2 separate regions of the Homo sapiens genome follow, and region 1 is linked to region 2. A link is an interaction called in ENCODE POLR2A ChIA-PET data of the cell type or tissue named here. Cell type or tissue: PC-9. All regions are shown on one strand. Each heading gives the region's core, and the rest is flanking DNA. Links, peaks and the distances in the headings are about the cores only.

Evidence for each region. ChIA-PET counts read pairs that join two places held together with the same protein. Peaks named below come from ENCODE experiments on the same cell type or tissue, not always from the same donor. Only the 100,000 strongest peaks of a DNase experiment are listed, where the experiment ranks them.
Region 1: POLR2A ChIA-PET joins it to region 2 with 5 read pairs; 13 of 35 experiments call an interaction of 5 or more read pairs at or near these places.

What each region holds. Positions count from the first base shown.
Region 1 is chr3:12,671,483-12,682,399 of GRCh38, forward strand. It overlaps the pseudogene CRIP1P1. Among named protein-coding and RNA genes, the nearest start is that of RAF1, 13 kb to the left of the region's middle. RefSeq lists enhancers at 1-73, 2,394-3,263. In PC-9, for the core only: no CTCF peak of the experiment used is centred there; DNase peaks (open chromatin) are centred at 4,959 and 5,329; H3K4me3 peaks cover 547 bases; H3K27ac peaks cover 1,093 bases.
Region 2 is chr3:12,540,790-12,547,987 of GRCh38, forward strand. It overlaps MKRN2OS (MKRN2 opposite strand), which reads right to left and starts at 4,710. Exons shown (of 4, transcript NM_001195279.2): 1 at 4,458-4,710; 2 at 2,391-2,440; 3 at 1,071-1,233. The coding sequence starts at 4,675. In PC-9, for the core only: a CTCF peak has its summit at 4,427; a DNase peak (open chromatin) is centred at 4,752; H3K4me3 peaks cover 1,649 bases; H3K27ac peaks cover 1,394 bases.

The DNA of each region.
Region 1 (10,917 bases), core at 3,197-8,196, 130 kb after region 2:
TCTTAAGAAATTCTTAAACAAAAACCTTATGATTCTAATGTCAGAGATTCTACCTATCTTAAATAAAAGGCTTATTATTCTAGCATCAGAAAGCTGATCTATAGGCCAGGTGTGGTGGCGGCTCACACTTGTAATCCTAGCACTTTGGGAGGCTGAGGTGGGAGGACCTCTTAGCCCAAGAGTTCAAGACCATTCTGGGCAACATAGGGAGACCCCTGTCTCTACAAAAAAATTTAAAAATTAGCGAGGTGTGGTAGCCTACACCTGTAGACTGGGCTACTCAGGAAGTTGAGGCGGGAGGATTGCTTGAGTGTGGGAGGTCAAGACTGCAGTGAGCCATGATTGTACCACTGCACTCCAGCCTGGGTGACAGAGTGAGACCTTGTCAAAAAAAAAAAAAAAAACCTATCTGTAGGAACAATGGGGATGCAAATGGTCAGTATCTAGTGCCCTGTAATTTTCAGTTACAAGAAAGTGGGTCAAAGTGCAGCCTAAGTAATGCTTAATTATAACTATTAATATATTTTTGTCCAAAATTCTTGTTAATCCTGTGAGGACAACTTCAGAATGTTCCAGACTGAGAAGGGAAGGAGTGCAGGGCAAGAGGTGGGAACAGTATGGGCAAAGGCATAGAGGTGTGATTAGCATAAGTTTGGGAAACAGCAAGCAGGTCTCTGAGGTTGGAGATCGCCTTCCTGGGGCAGACGGCATGGAGAGAATGATGAAGGGGAATCCTAGAGGGGCAAAAGATACCTGGCCCAGTGTCAATCCCCCTCATGCCATAATGGGCAGCCCATGATGGAGGGTGAGGGCCTGGTTGCTGGGGTGGCAACCACAATATATGCTATGGTGTCATTTGCAGGAAAGCCTAGTACAGCCATCTTGGAAAACAATTAAAAATTAAGACCTGGGCTCTCTCATAAATTACTGGGGTGCATATACATTGGAACAATCGGCCAGGCATGGTGGCTCACGCCTGTAATCCCAGCACCTTGGGAGGCCGAGGTGGGTGGATCACCTGAGGTCTGGAATTCAAGACCAGCCTGGCCAACATGGTGAAATCCCATCTCTACAAAAATACCAAAAAAAAAAAAAAGCCAGGCATGATGGCAGGTGCCTGTAATCCCAGTTACTCGGGAGGCTGAGGCGGAAGAATCGCTTGATCCCGGGAGGCGGAGATTGCAGTGAGCTGAGATTGTGCTATTGCACTCCAGCCTGGGTGACAGAGCGAGACTCCGTCTCAAAAAAAAAAAAATTGGAACAATCTCTATGGAAGGTAATTTGGCAATATCAAAATTATAAATGCATGTATATTTTGTGCTAGAAATTCTTCTCCTGGGAATTTATCCTACAGATATACTTGTAAAGGTGTGAAATTATGTCCAAACAGGTTATTCCTTGCCACATTGCAATTGCTTGTAATCTTTTTTTTTTTTTTTTTGAGACGGAGTCTCGCTCTGTCGCTAGTCTGGAGTGCAATGGCGCCATCTCGGCTCACTGCAACCTCCGACTCCCTGGTTCAAGCGATTTTCCTGCCTCACCCTCCCGAGTAGCTGGGATTACAGGCACATGCCACCACACCCAGCTAATTTTTTTTTTTTTTTGGATTTTTCGTAGACACGGGGTTTCATCATGTTGGCAAGGATGGTCTCAAACTCCTGACCTCGTGATCCACCGGCCTCGGCCTCCCAAAGTGCTGGGATTACATGCATGAGCCGGGCACGGTGGCCCACCACCTCCCCCACCACCTCCATGGCTCACCTCTAGAGGAAGGTTGCCCACAGCATTCCCTCACAATTCACATGTGAGTCTCGCACTAATAGTCCACTCCTGCTGCAGCCACAGCTGCCTGCACCGGACCCAGTGCTGCCATCCCCAAGCGCTCTAAGTGCAACAAGAAGGTGTACTTGGCTGGGTGAGGTGGCTCATGCCTGTAATCCCAGCACTTTGGGAGGCCAAGGCGGGTGAATCACCTGAGGTCAGGAGTTCAAGAGCACCCTGGCCAACATGGCGAAACCCTGTCTCTACTAAAAATGCAAAAATTAGCCGGGCATAGTGGCACACACCTGTAGTCCCAGCTACTCGGGAGGCTGAAGCAGGAGAATTGCTTGAACCCGGGAGACGGAGGTTGCAGTGAGCTGAGATCACGCCACTGCACTCCAGCCTTGGGGACAGAGCAAGGCTGTGTCTCAAAAAAATAAATAAATAAAATGGTCTTTGCTGAACAGGTGACCTCCCAGGGCAAGGACTGGCATTGACCTTGCCTCAAGTGTGGAAGTGTGGAAAGACACCGACCTCCAAGGGCCACCCGGAGCATGAAGGCAAGCCCTATTGCAACCACCTCTGCTATTTCGCTGTGTTCAGGCCCAAAAGCTTTGGGCGAGGTGAAGCTGAGAGTCACATTTCAAGTAAACCCAAATGGTGGAGACCTCATCTGGGCCACTGTCCAGGCTGATGTCAGGCTATATCCCAGACACTCAAGGCTTCCTTGTAGCTCCTCATGGCCTCAATAAACCTGAACACTTGGGGGTGGGAGGGGGAAGACTCACTTGCTCTGAGCCCTGGAAACACCTCAGGGCTGAAGACCCACCTTCAATAGGAGCCCTATTATGCCATATTCCTACTTTAGCAGTGTGGGGAAAAGAAAGAGAGATCAGACTGTTACTGTGTCTATGTACAAAGAAGTAGACATAAGAGACTCCATTTTGTTCTGTACTAAGAAAAATTCTTCTGCCTTGAGATGCTGTTAATCTGTAACCCTACCCCCAACCCTGTGCTCACAGAAACATGTGCTGTGTCGACTCAAGGTTTAATGGATTTAGGGCTATGCAGGATGTGCTTTGTTAAACAAATGCTTGAAGGCAGCATGCTTGTTAAAAGTCATCACCACTCCCTAATCTCAAGTATCCAGGGACACAAAACACTGCGGAAGGCCGCAGGGACCTCTGCCTAGGAAAGCCAGGTATTGTCCAAGGTTTCTCCCCATGTGATAGCCTGAGATATGGCCTTGTGGGAAGGGAAAGACCCGACCGTCCCCCAGCCCGACACCCTTTAAAGGGTCTGTGCTGAGGAGAATTAGTAAGAGGAAGGCCTCTTTGCAGTTGAGATAAGAGGAAGGCATCTGTCTCCTGCATGTGCCTGGGCAATGGAATGTCTCGGTGTAAAACCCGATTGTATTATTCCATCTACTGATATAGGAGAAAACCGCCTTACGGCTGGAGGTGAGACATGCTGGCAGCAATACTGCTCTTTAATGCACCGAGATGTTTATGTATGTGCACATCAAAGCACAGCACCTTTTTCTTAACCTTGTTTATGACACAGAGACATTTGTTCACATGTTTTCCTGCTGACCCTCTCCCCACTATTACCCTATTGTCCTGCCACATCCCCCTCTCCGAGATGGTAGAGATAATGATCAATAAATACTGAGGGAACTCAGAGACCTATGCCAGCGTGGTCCTCTGTATGCTGAGCGCCGGTCCCCTGGGCCCACTTTTCTTTCTCTATACTTTGTCTCTGTGTCTCTTTCTTTTCTCAGTCTCTCATCCCAACCGACGAGAAACACCCACAGGTGTGGAGGGGCAGGCCACCCCTTCATCCAGCTCCTGAGGAGAACATGCATTTTCTCCTTGATAAGCCCAATCCCTCCTCTCTCTTCTGCACAGAGGGGCTGGCCTGGACTCTGGAGTCAGACAGCTGGGAGACCAAACCCCAGCCTGCCCCTCATCCCTGTGATTCTTGGCCTCTCCCTCAGGTCAAGTAGGAAACACTTGCCTTCAAGCCTTGCTGGGAGGAAACAAAACTGGAAAGCACAGTCCCTAGCACACAGTAGGAGCGCAGAAAGCGCGGCTCCTCCCCCTCTCCCCAACCTCTCCCTGACTCACTGCTTTCTGCCCTACATGGACAAGTCGACTGGGTCTTGAAGAAAAAAACACCAATGTGCCCCTTGTACTTGGTACCCTAATTCCTCCCCTTTAGGGCCAAATTAACCTAAAAAATGGTCTAGGCTCGGGCTGAATTTTCTCACCCACCCCTGCATTAAGCCGTGACAGTTGGCCTTCCACAGCCATCCCCAGAATGCCTCTTCTTCCCACGGAAACCACCCTCCAAGGCCCCCAGTAAATCCCAGGAGGGTGTCCCAAGCCCAGGCCTCAATGCCCTTTGTGGCATTTGGTAAAGGGTATGCCCTTCCTGTTGAAACTCTGCCTCTGTGCTTCTCTCCTATTTCACACCAGCGTTGTCTGATTCTTCTTGTCCCAGGACTGGCTCCTTTTACGCTTGCAGGGTGTTAGACCCAGAGCAGCTTGGTGAAGCAGCTCCTGCCATTTCCTCTGTTGGAAATACCCTTCCATGCTTTAGATCCCAGCTCGAGGACCACTTCTGCAGCAACTAGCTCCACCTCTACCCCAACTTCGTTGTGTGCATTGCCTTCTCTCAGCCTCACATAGGCATCACAGAATAGGCACAAGCTTTGGAATCTGACTTATTTAAAAGGTAGTGCTACCCAAAAAAAAAAAAAAAAATAGAGGGGCCAGGCACAGTGGCTCACACCTGTACTCCCAGCACTGTGGGAGGCCGAGGCGGGTGGATCATCTGAGGTCAGGAGTTCAAGACTAGCCTGGCCAACATGGTGAAACCCCGTCTCTACTAAAAATGCAAAAAATTAGCCAGGCGTGGTGGCAGGCACCTGTAATCCCAGCTACTCAGGAGGCTGAGGCAGGAGAATCACTTGAACCCCGAGGCGGAGGTTGCAGTGAGCCAAGATCATGCCACTGCACTCCAGCATGGGCAACGAGAGCAAAACTCATCTTAAAAAAAAAAAAAATAGAAACAAGGTTGCACTATGTTGCCTAGACTGGCGTCAAACTCCTGGGCTCAAGGGACCCTCCTGCCTCAGCATCAGGTGTAGCAGGGACTACAGCTGCACAACCAGCTATAGACTTGTTTTCTGTTTGGTTTTGTTTGAGATGGAGTCTCGTTCTGTCACCAGGCTGGAGTGCAGTGTCGCAATCTCTGCTCACTGCAACTTCCGCCTCCTGGGTTCAAGCAATTCTTCCGCCTCAGCCTCCCAAGTAGCTGGGACTACAGGCATGCACTACCACGCCCAGCTAATTTTTGTATTTTTAGTAGAGACGGGGTTTCACCATGTTGGCCAGGATTACCTTGATCTCTTGACCTCGTGATCCACCTGCCTTGGCCTCCCAAAGTGCTGGGATTACAGGCGTGAGCTACCATGCCCAGCCTTTGTTTTGTTTTATTTTGTTTTGTTTTGTTTGTTTTCCACCCAGGCTGGATTGCAGTGGCGCAATCACGGCTCACTGCAGCCTCATCCTCCTGAGGCTCAGGTGATCCTCCCTCTTCAGCCTTTTGAGTAGCTAGGACTACAGGTGCGTCACCACACCCAGCTAATTTTTTTTTTATTATTGTTATTCAGCTATAGACTTTGATTTCCATCTCTTTATCCTATTAGCTGTTTGACTCTATGTATTAGCAAACTGGCTAATGTATCTGCAGTTTTCTTATCTGTGAAATGGGAATGATGTGCCCACCTCCCCCTGCCCCACCAAGGGCTTTGGTAGGGCTGAGATCCCTATTTAAAACATCTTATCGGCAGGGCGCGGTGGCTCACACCTGTAATCCTAGCACTTTGGGTGGCCTAGGTGGGTAGATCACTTGAGATCAGGAGTTCAAAACTAGCCTGGCCAACATGGTGAAACCTCATCTCTACTAAAAATACAAAAAAATTAGCCAGGCATGGTGGTGGATGCCTGTAATCCCAGCTACTTGGGAGGCTGAGACAGGAGAATCGCTTGAACCCGGGAGGCGGAAGTTGCAGTGAGCCGAGATTGCGCCATTGCACTCCAGCCTGGGCAACAGAGCAAGACGCCTTCTCAAAAAAAAAAAAAAAAAAGCATCTTATTTTGTGTGGTGAGAGGGGCAGGGTGGGCTTTATGACCATGAGGCCAGCTAGTCACACAGGAACCCCATTCCATGCTCAGAAAGCGCCTATACTTGGGGTTGAATGCTCTGTGATCTCTGTTTTGAAATTCTTCATCATTTTATCTTTGAGTTTGTGTTTTGTATGTGAAGTCCAATGTGACGATGGAGCTTGAGACCTCTGCTCCTGCGTGGTCCAGCCTCTTACTTCCTCCCTACCCGGGAAGGGGGGCGGTTCCAGCCACTTGCTCCACTGTGTTCTGCCACTTCCCTCCGACCCCACCCCACTCCCTACTGCTACCTGGGGCAGCCTCCCCTCTCTCACCCCCACCCAGCTCCTGTTGTGACCCTCCACCTTGGGGTGGGGCCAGGAAGGTCAGGGTGGGACTCCTCCAAGCCCACCAGGTGTGGTCCTACCACTACACATTTGGCAGGCAGCCTAGCAGGCGCCTCCCGCCCCTGACCCAGATTCTGAACACTACCTGGCACAGAAGCTGCAATCCCTTGAGGGTCACTATCTATCAGGAGGTGGGACAGTGTTCTACTGGGAAGCGAAGATTGCCTTCCCTGCCCCCAGCTGGGCTCAGCACATCAGTCTGGCAGTTGGTGGGAGGGGCAACCTGGGAACCAGCTGGTGGGAACACACAGGCCCCTATTGGGGTCTGCATTCACCCTATGAGCATCCCCATGTCCAAAGGAACATGACATGAAATAGCAAATATAAAACATGGTGGAGAAACCATGAAAGAAAAGAAAAACTTCTACATTTTATTTTTCATTTTTTATTTATTTATCTTTTTTGAGAGATGGAGTCTTGTTCTGTCGCGCAGGCTGGAGTGCAGTGGCACAATCTCACCTCACTGCAACCTCTGCCTCCTGGGTTCAAGTGATTCTCCTGCCTCAGCTTCCCAAATAGCTGAGACCACAGGCATGCGCCACCATGCCCAGCTAATTTTTGTATTTTTTTAGTAGAGACAGGGTTTCAGTATGTGTCAGCCAGGCTGGTCGAACTCCTGACCTCAGGCAATCCGTCCATCTCGGCCTCCCAAAGTGCTGGGATTACAGGCGTGAGCCACTGTGCCTGGCCAAGTTCTACATTTTAGTTGAACTTTTTTCTTTTTTTTTTTTTCCAAGATGGGAGTCTCACTCTGTCACCCAGGCTGGAGTGCAGTTGCTTGATCTCGGCTCACTGCAACCTCCGCCTCCTGGGTTCAAGCGATTCTCCTGCCTCAGCCTCCTGAGTAGTTGGGATTACAGGCATGCGCCACCACACTCAGCTAATTTTTGTATTTTTAATAGAGACGAGGTTTCGCCATTTTGGCCAGGCTGGTCTCGAACTCCTGACCTCAGGTGATCCACCCACCTTGGCCTCCCAAAGTGCTGGGATTACAGGCATGAGCCATTGTGCCCTGCCTTAGTCGAACTTTTAATGGCACTTTTTTTTTTTTTTGCCTTTTGAACAAGGGCCCTGCATTTTCTTTTCTTTTCTGTTTAATAGAGACAGGGGTCTCACTATGTTGCCCAGGCTGGTTTCAAACTTCTGGACTCAAGCAATCCTCCCACCTTGGCCTCCCAAAGTGATGGGATTACAGGTGTGAGCTACCACAACCGGCCACGGGCCCTGCATTTTTTCTTTTTCTTTTTTTGAGACGGAGTCTCGCCCTGTCACCCAAGCTGGAGTGTGCAGTGGTGTGATCTCAGCTCACTGCAACCTCTGCCTCCCGGGTTCAAAAAATTATCCTGCCTCAGGCTCCCGAGTAGCTGGGATTACAGGCGCGCACCACTATGCCCAGCTAATTTTTGTATTTTTAGTAGAGACGGGGTTTCACCATGTTGGTCAGGCTGGTCTCAAACTCTTGACCTTGTGATCTGCCCGCCTCGGCCTCCCAAAGTGCTAGAATTACAGGTGTGAGCCACCGCACCCGGCCAGGCCCTGCATTTTCATTTTGCACTGGGTCTCACAAATTATGTAGATGACCCTGGAGCGAGGCCAGGAGGGTCATATAGGCCTGGAAGGGTCTTAAAATTTGCCATTCTCCCCAAACAAGGTTATAGAGGTACACTGATCAGAATAAAACAAGAAACCACTCATCATACAATTTTAAACTGGAGCCTGACACCAGACCACACTGTCTGTGGTAGATTATTATTCCAGCTGTCCTTTGTTGTGTAACAAGCTGCCTGAACTTAAGCTCAGCTGAGGGTATCTGCCAGAGCACCTCTGCCGGCTCTTCCAGCACAGTGGCCTCAGGGTGTCCAGAATTCCTACGTGGGGACTCAGAGCACCAACAACTAATGCGTCATGGTATTTTATGACCTACTGACCTAGCATCTCTTCCACTGTGCTCTACTGGCTGTAGCAGTTACAGCCCGCAGAGCCAAGGGGAGGAAATACAGAATCCACTTCTCGATGCGGGACTGATGAGGTTACAGAAATTCATATGGGATGGGACCTATTGTTGCACTATCTTTGAAAAGTATTAATTGGCCACATCTGTGAATTACATCTTAAATCCTTTATCTTGAAAAGAGCATCATAAATTTACATTATGTTTGTATGGGGGTGGATTATGAATTTAAAAGTTATTAGTTTGTTGAATATAAGCTTTTAAAGGCCAAGCACAGTGGCTCATGCCTGTAATCCCAGCATTTTGGGAGGCCAAAGCAGAAGGATTGCTTGAGGCCACGAGTTCAAGACCAGCCTGAGCCATGTAGCAAGACCTCTTCTCTACAAATAGAAATAAAAATTTAAAAATAAGCCTTTAAAATATTTCATCACCTTTTTTTTTTTTTTTTTTTTTTTTTAGACAGAGTCTGGCTCTATCACCCAGGCTGGAGTACAGTGGTGTGATCTCAGCTTACTGCAACCTCTACCTTTTGGGTTCAAGCGATTCTCCTGCCTCAGCCTCCCAAGTAGCTGGGATTACAGGCCCATGCCACTACACCCAGCTAATTATTTGTATCTTAGTAGAAACGGGGTTTCACCATGTTGTCCAGGCTGGTCTTGAACTTTAGAGCTCAAGCAATCCTCCAGCCTCGGCCTCCCAGAGTGTTAGGATTACAGGCGTGAGCCACCACGCCCAGCCTTCATCATCAGTTGTTTTGTTTTGTTTTGAGACGGAGTCTGGCTCTGTTGCCCAGGCTGGTATGCAGTGGCTCCATCTGAGCTCATTGCAACCTCCGCCTCCTGGCTTCAAAGGATTCTCCTGCCTCAGCCTCCCGCGTAGCTGGGATTACAGGCACATGCCACCACGCCCGGCTAATTTTTGTATTTTTAGTAGAGACGGGATTTCACCATATTGGTCAGGCTGGTCTGGAACTCCTGACCTCCTGATCTGCCCTCTTTTGCCTCCCAAAGTGCTGTGATTACAGGCTTGAGCCACCGCACCTGGCCCATCACCATTTTTTAATACCTATTTTGGAATTTCTACATTTAAAAAAAATACCAGGAAATTCCGGGGGTGGTGGCTCACGCCTGTAATCCCAGCACTTTGGGAGGCCGAGGCGGGTGGATCACTTGAGGTCAGGAGTTCGAGACCAGCTTGGCCAACATGGTGAAACTTCATCTCTATTAAAAATACAAAAAATTAGCCTGGCGTGGTGGTGTACTCCTGTAGTCTCAGCTACTTGGGAGGGTGAGGCAGGAGAATCACTTGAACCTGGGAGGCAGAGTTTGCAATGAGCCAAGATTGCACCACAGCACTCCAGTCTGGGCAACAGGGCAAGACTCCATCTCTAAAAAAAAAATAAAAAATAAAAAAAAATCTCAGGAGCTTCAAAAAAATGTAATGGCTTAGGTCTTTCTTAGTCTCTGGGATAAGGGCCTTATTATGGTATATTCTACCGCCCCCATCCCGCAGCGTGTAGTACTGAGCATATAGTTGGTGCTTAATGTATACTTATTTCACTGTTAGCTAAGACAGAAGAGAAACTGTGGCTTTAGCCTTAAGATGAACCTTAAAGGAACAAGGCTTATTGGATGACTAACACTTTAATTTCTGGTTATTTCATTGTCACCACATCCAGTCTAAAATTGATACAGTTTCCTTCATTGGCTCACATTGGCTGGCTCCAAAGGGAGAATGAAAGCCAGATAATCAGGACCAAAGATGTGCTTGTGTTGTTTTGTTTTGCTGAAATGATATGGACAATCCTGTCAGTTCTCCCTTTCACTCTCCATTATCTACAGTTCACCCTCATGCTGGAGGCCACACCAGCTACTGGTGATGTAGAGATGCCCAGCAGAGTCCCTGCCCTTGAGGGCCTCATTGTGCAGTGTGGAGAAGAACAAATGAATTACAGGCCCAGGCAAGGCTTTGAAACATAGTAGTCTATCTACGTGTCAGTGTTCCTTGGAGAGGGAATGACTGGATAAGTGGGAAGGGAGGGCCTCCTGGAGGAGGAGTGTGTTCAGGAATGAAATCAAAAGTGAAATTCTCCAAGGGAAGGAGATGAGGAAAGACAGGCAGAAGAAACAGGGCAAGTAAAGATACACACAGAGGCAGGAGTTGGCACTCTTCATGGTAGCCAAGATGACTGCCTGTGATCCCCACTTCCTGTATTCACAGCTTGTGAAATTCCCTGCCATATTTTGTCAGGGTTGGTCTGCATGACCAATAGAATACCACAGAAGTGGTGTTGTGTCACTTCCAAGGCTAGTTCTAAAAGACTGTGTGCAATGCTGCCAAAAAAAAAAAAGGAACTTCACCCAAGATTTTTTCCTGTTTCTTCTATCTTCTATCTCTTTCTTTTTTGGATCATTTGTGCTGAAGGAAGTCACAGGCAGTCCTACAGAGAGACCCACATGATGAGGAACTGAGTCCGCTTGCCAATAGTCACACAAGCAGATTCTTCAAGCCCATCAAGCCTTCAGATACCATGGTCCCCACTGACTGCAACCTCAGCTTTTATTTTTTGACTATGACCTCATGAGAGACCTTGAGCCAGAGCCACCAGCTAAGCCCCTGCTGAATTGAA
Region 2 (7,198 bases), core at 2,088-7,087:
TGAACCGGCGGGAGGCAGAGGTTGCAGTAAGCCAAGATCGCACCACTGTACTCCAGCCTGGGTGACAGAGTGAGTAAGACTCCATCTCAAAAAAAAAAAAAAAAAAAAATGCAATTCTGGGGGATGCTTGGTCTCTTGGGCCGTTTCTGCTTGCTGCAGATTGGCATAGACTCACCCAGATGTTCAGAGTGGTTACTCAGTTGCAAGTTAACTACCAATTTGGGGAACTTATTGAACTTCTAGAGTTTAGAGATGGAATTCCATATGAGTTTTATGATATTCCATAGTATCTAAACTTATTTCGGGGGAAACCTCCAAATAATTTAAATCCACAAACATGCTATACGTCTTACAAAATGTTGAGAGTGAGAAATTAACTGGAAATTGCTAAAATTACAAAAAAGAAGCTTTTACATTTTGAACATTGGTTTTTGTGTTTTTTTGTTTTTGGTGAGACGAAGTCTTACTCTCTTGCCCAGGCTGGAGTGCAATCGTGTGATTTCAGCTCACTGCAACCTCCGCCTCTTGGTTCAAGTGATTCTCCTGCCCAAGCCTCCCAAGTAGGGACTACAGACGTCCACCACCACGCCTGGCTATTTTTGTATTTTTAATAGAGACGGGGTTTTACCATGTTGTCCAGGCTGGTCTCGAACTTCTGACCTCAGGTGATCTACCTGCCTCAGTCTCCCAAAGTGCTGGGATTACAGGCGAGAGCCATTGTGCCCAGCCTGAATATTGTTTTTTTTAATTTTTAAGGAAATATAATATCGTGACTTGCTATTTATGTGTAAAAATACCTTGTCACATAACTAAAATAACTGAATACAGGTTCTAGACCTTTCAGCTCTTACAACGCTGTGATTTTGTTGTATGTGTATGCTGACCCACCTCTGCAGAAAACCTAGGGTAGTTCAACCTCTGTTTAAATTCTGTTAGAGATGCTAATATGTCTGTATCGGCTCAACATGAAGCTAAGTGCTGCTGAGTCCTCTGTGAGCTGAGGCTACACGGGGATCCCACTTGCATAGCATGTGAGTGTCAGCGAGGGGGCAGCATTTGCAGTCGTGTACCTGTGAGGCAGCCAGGCCCCCGAGGTGGAGAAGTCTTCCAGGTACTTGTCCCATTGCTCCATCATTCCATACATGTTGGGCTGCAGTAATGGGATGCTTATGCTCTCTTCCCACCCTTCTCCGTCTCGCTGGACACCATGTGCACTGTAATTATACACAACCCCTGCAAATCAAAACCAAAGTCATGTGGAGCCCCAAGGAAACACACACCTCTGTGAAAAAGAGACATCAGAAAATGACAGTAGCCATGTGGTAACTTTACGTAACATAAATCCAGGGTGGAGGTTCTAGAATCTTCCATCCACCTAATGAGATTTAGATTTGCCTACAGTCATGGAGGGATTTTTGTAGCCTTCCCTGTTATCAGCAATCATTTCCTTGAGAGAAACCCAGTTCTAGCTCTACCTGCTGTTGAGGGCTGTGAAGTTGCCCCCAGGAAACAGAGACAATGATAGGCACCAGGATCATCATCTCCAATATTTTTATTGAAGTTCTCTATTTACCAATGGGTCAATCTTGTTTCCTTAAATCAGGAATAAATTTCCACCTGCTAAAGATGAGTGGTAAGTATGACTGTTCTTGTGGGTAACTAAGTCCAGAACTGTTCTGGGTTTCTGATCACAGTATCAGTTTCTCTTGCCTCAGCGGGTAAGGAAAGGCTGTTATTAGACTTCACCTGTGAGGCCTGGGTAGGTGCCTCACCTGCCTCACCATATCCAGGCTACACATCCTGCAGGTGGCTCCACCCAGGACCTTTTCCTGCAGACAAGAAAGCTTCTGGCTGAAGGGTTGCACACTGCCCTCAGAGCTATAGGTGGCCAAAGGAAGTTTTGTTTAATCTTCACTTTCCTTAAAAAAAAAAAAAAAAAAAAAAACACTGCAGGCCCCACCACATCCTGCTTTACTCCTGACGTCCCTAGAATGTGGGGACCCAGTGGTAGTCGGCTGAGCATAGGATTGGAAGTCAGAGGGCCTGGTTCCAAATTCTGCTTCAGACACAAGATGGGAGGTCTTGGGCAAGTCAATCTCACTGGACATCTATTTCTTCCTCTTTTAAAAACCAATAAAAAATGTACAGGTTTGTGAGGCTCCTCACTGAGAAAACGTTAAAGAGCTTTCAAATATTTTGTATTGTTAGTGATAATTTGCCATAAAGTCAAATATTTCTCATTTGTGGGCAATGCCTACCTCATGGTGCAGTACAAGAACCCAGTGAACAATGGAATCACTTATTAGATGTTGCCATAATCAAATCTCCACAAATACTGCTTTCCTTTTGCTGGGTAGTAGGGGTTTTTTAAGCTACAAAACTGCACTTACCATTTGTGTTAGTTATTCCAACATGAAGATCAGACCTTCCATCATACTCTCTGAAAGAAACAAGGTTTGTTTTTTTTTGGTTTGCATGTATTTGGCATGAAGAATTGGCATTTAAAGTAGGAGGATGCCGAGCACAGTGGCTTAGACCTGTAATCCCAGCACTTTGGGAGGCCAAGGCGGGCAGATCACTTGAGGCCAGGAGTTTGAGACCAGCCTGGCCAACATGGCAAGACCCCATCTCTACTAAAAATACAAAAATTAGCCAGGTGTGTTAGTGTGCATCTGTGATCCCAGCTACTCGGGAGGTTGAGGCACAAGAATAGCTTGAACCCGGGAGGTGGAGATTGCAGTGAGCCATGATCGCACCACTGCACTCCACCCTGGGGGATAGAACGAGAGTCTGTCCAAGAAAATAAATAGAGCCAGCTGGATGCAGTGGCTCACGCCTGTAATCTCAGCACTTTGGGAGGCTGAGGTGGGAGGATCTTTTGAGGCCAGGAGTTCGAGACCAGCCTGGAAAACATTGCGAAACCTCGTCTCTACTAAAAAATAAAATACAAAAATTAGCTGGGCATGGTGGAGGGCACCTGTAATCCCAGCTACTCGGATGACTGAGACACGAGAATCGCTTGAACCTGGGAGGCGGAGGTGGCAGTGAGCCGAGATTGCACCACTGCACTCCACCCTGGGCAACAGAGTAAGACCCTGGTCTCAAAAAAAAAAAAAAAAATAACAGTTTTAATCTTTGTTTTACAGATAAGGAACCAGAGATACCTGGAGCTGGTTAAAAGAACCAGGATAGGAATCAGGGGCTTTATGACGCCAGAGCCTGTAATGTCCTTTCTGCGTTGGCTGCCTCCCTGAGCAAGGCCCAGGGATGCTGTCTATTTAGCACCTAACAGTATGACCAAAACCTTTTACATACTTTGGTTCATTTAATCCTCATAGGGACCAGAAGGAAATTAAGGAAGTTAGTAGGCAGGAAGGTGAGTAGTCAACTCCCATTTTCTTATTCAAAACCAGCACTCTTGAGGGGACAGGAAGTTAGGAGGGTAAACTCTAGGGAGCATTAGACTAATGATACGCAGGAGCTGAACATATTTCCTAAAGCATACACCAACATTCTATGACCCATGCTCACCTAAAGCCTGGCTTATGCTGGGCCGATCCTAATCCTATTGGTAAACTCCACGGGGACAATAAAATATAAACCTGGCGGGGCACAGTGGCTGATGCCTGTAATCCCACCACTCTGGGAGGCTGAGGCAGGTGGATCACCTGAGGTCAGGAATTTGAGCCCAGCCTGGCCAACATGGTGAAACCCCGTCTCTACTAAAAATACAAAAATTAGCCGGGTGTGGTGGTGGGCGCCTGTAATCCCAGCTACTCGGGAGCCTGAGGCAGGCTCCCGAAAATCGCTTGAACCCGGGAGGTGGAGGTTGCAGTAAGCTGAGACACCATTGCACTCCAGCCTGGGCAACAAGAGCGAAACTCTGTCTCGGGGAAAAAAAAAAGGTATAATCCTTTCTTTTGCTTTCTAATTCATCCTTTTTGTTTATGCTAGCGCTCTCAGCAAGAGAGAACTGAATTTGTTCTTAAAGCCAGGTGGTGTCTACAGTGGAAATAGATCAGTTCTAGTCTTCAGTTTAATTTGCCTCCATACAAAATAGTCTGCAAGTGCCCGTTCATCGGGCCCTGTAGGTTGTACCTGTTTGTCACTGAAACTACAAATTAACTGACAGTAAAGGTATTATTTAGATAAGATTAGCTGCTGGGTCATTTTCCTGGTTAGCCTCTGAGCACATATTTTTCTCTCTGAAAATCATATGAGCAGGTTTACTCTTCATATATTCCACATATATTCTTGCACTTGTCACTGCAGGAACATATGCACACCATCTGTTTTTATGAAGCCAGTAGGACTGCATCTCAGGATTTAAAGCCAAAGCACCGAAAAAATTGTCCACCAAACCTCACACATTATGTATTAAGAAAAGGAAACTTTAGTGACTAAAACAGAAGGAAAAGTTTGCACAATGCAATTTAACACTGTAAAAAACACTGTACCTAAGAAATGTCCCCTGAGTTGGTCTGAGGAGGAATGAACATTTTTCTTGATGTCCATTAGTAAATGGATTAGCGATGCTAACAGGTGCGTCCTCCAGCTTCCTCGAGCCCAGGTCCTGCTGGCAGAGAGGGCAGCACTGGGGCACACTGAAGCTGTAGATGTATTTCTCACAGTGGTTGAATTTAATTAAAGCCTTCCCAGCCTCTGCGCAGTGCATAGCTTTCGCCTCCTGGAATGCTAGGGGAGGTTTCCGGAGACTTCCTTTTCCTCATTATACACCTGGCGAATGCACACCGCCCCAAGGAACCTGATCAATGGTGATGTCATCCTGACTGATGGCTTCAGAAGCCAAACCAGATAGGATTAACCAGTAGCCAGGCCTCCCCATAGACTGTATCTTAAAGAGCTAGTTTCTATTTGTTTATTTCCATTGTTTATGGTAACTGATAACTGCCAGCTCCTATTCATCCTTTAAAGCCTCACTTTTCTGTGGAAGTTTTGTCAGCTTCCCCCAGTCTTCCCTTGCAGTGGCAGCGCTGGATTCATATTTCCGTCAGAACTCTTATTTATTTATTTAGAGACAGGGTCTCACTCTGTCACCCAAGCTAGAGTGCAGTGGCACGATCTTGGCTCACTGCAACCTCCACCCTCAGGTTCAAGTGATTCTCCCCACTCAGCCTCCCGGAGTAGCTGGGACTACAGACACACGCCACTATACCCAACTAATTGTTGTGTTTTTTGGTAGAGATGGGGGTTTCACCATGTTGGCCAGGCTGGACTTGAAGAGGCCTTCCTCAGCCTCCCAAAGAGCTGGAATTACACGCATGAGCCACTGCACCAAGCCTAGAACTGTTATTTAATCATTTAGTTTTGTTTCTCCCGTTAGTCTGTGAGCTTCTTGAAATTGGAGACCTTTACTTTTGTGTTCCCAGAATTGGTTAGATCATTTGTTGTTGCATAAATAAATCCTTATTTAAGGCTATTTTATTTTGACATTTTATATTATAAAAGTAATTTTGCTTATAAAAAAATTAACATCCAGAATGTTCTGGGGATTTTTTTAAAAAGTTAACAGCCCTGTTAGAAATAAGGATAGCGGTTACAGGAGGGAGATACTGACTGGGAGAGGACAGAGGTGGTTTCTCGGGTCCAGGGCTGTTGTGACTCATCTGGGTGTTAATAATATGGGAGTATTCCATTTGTGAAAAATCATCAAGCTGTGCATTTTATTATATGCAGTATATAATTTTTCAATTTTAAAATAATTTTTTAATTTTCTTATTTTTGTGGGTACATAATGGGTGTATATATTTAAAGGGTACATGGGATTTTTTTTTTTTTTTTTTTTTTTGAGACAGAGTCTCACTCTTGTCGCCAGGCTGGAGTGCAGTGGTGTGATCTCGGCTCACTGCAACCTCCGCCTCCTGGGTTCAAGTAATTCTGCCTCAGCCTCCTGAGTAGCTGGGATTACAGGTGCCCGCCACCACACCCAGCTAATTTTTGTACTTTTAGTAGAGATGGGGTTTCACCATGTCGGCCAGGCTGGTCTCAAACTCCTGACCTCAGGTGATCCTGCTGCCTCAGCCTCCCAAAGTGCTGGGATTACAGGCGTGAGCCACCGCACCCAGCCTACATGGGATATTTTGATACAGGCATACAATGTGCAATAATCACATCAGGGTAGATGGGGTGTACAATTTAAAAATAATTTTTAGCTAGGTGTGCTGGTGCACGCCTGTAGTCCCAGTTACTCAGGTGGCTGAGATGGGAGGAGTGCTTGAGCCTGGAAGGTCGAGGGTGCCTTGAGCCAAGATCATCCCACTGTGCTCTAGCCTGGGCGACAGAGTGGGACCCTGTCTCTAAATAAATAAATAAATAAATAAAATAAGCAATTCCATAAAAATATTTGGAAAAAAAGTAATGCCCCTTGTTTCTCACATAACATTTCCACCCACCATATTCTACTTTCTGGAGAAAATTAATGGTATGTTAGATTCTTTTAAAGCTCAATATTGGCTGGGCATGGTGGCTCACACCTATAATCCCAGCACTTTGGGAGGCTGAGGCAGGTGGATCGCTTGAGCCCAGGAGTTCAAGACCAGCCTGGGCAACATGACAAGACTTCATCTCTACAAAAAATACAAAAATTAGCCAGATTTGGTGGTGTGTACCTGTAGTCCCAGCTACTTGGGAGGCTGAGGTGGGAGGACTGCTTGAGCCCATGAGGTCTTGGCTGCAGTGAGCCATTATCACACCACTGTACCCAGCTTGGGTGACAAGAGAAAAACAGAACAAAACAAAAACCCTCAATATTGTTATATTGTATACTGTTTTGAAATTTGTGTTTTTGCCTCATCTTGGAAACTTTTCCACAATATCAGTGATACAGGTCTAGTTCATTTCAGATTTCATGGGAACCCACATTTTGGTTGTACTACACTTTAACCAAGGCCTAATTGATGCCTGTAATTCCAAAGATAAGCAGTCTTAAGGGGGAGACCCACAGAGAAGGTGTCATGGCAGGTAAAGGCACTTCAGGAGGGTTAAGTATTTCACAATGTACATTTAAATAAATTACAGTATGCTGAAATGCAGAAAAGTGCATCTCCAGTGTTATAACATGAGAATGATCATCAGACTCACAGAACTAGAAAGGACCTCAGAAATCATTTCAACCAACCTTCTCTTGTTACAGTGAAGGCAGAGAGGTTATAGCTAGACACTCAGCTCAGGTGACAAA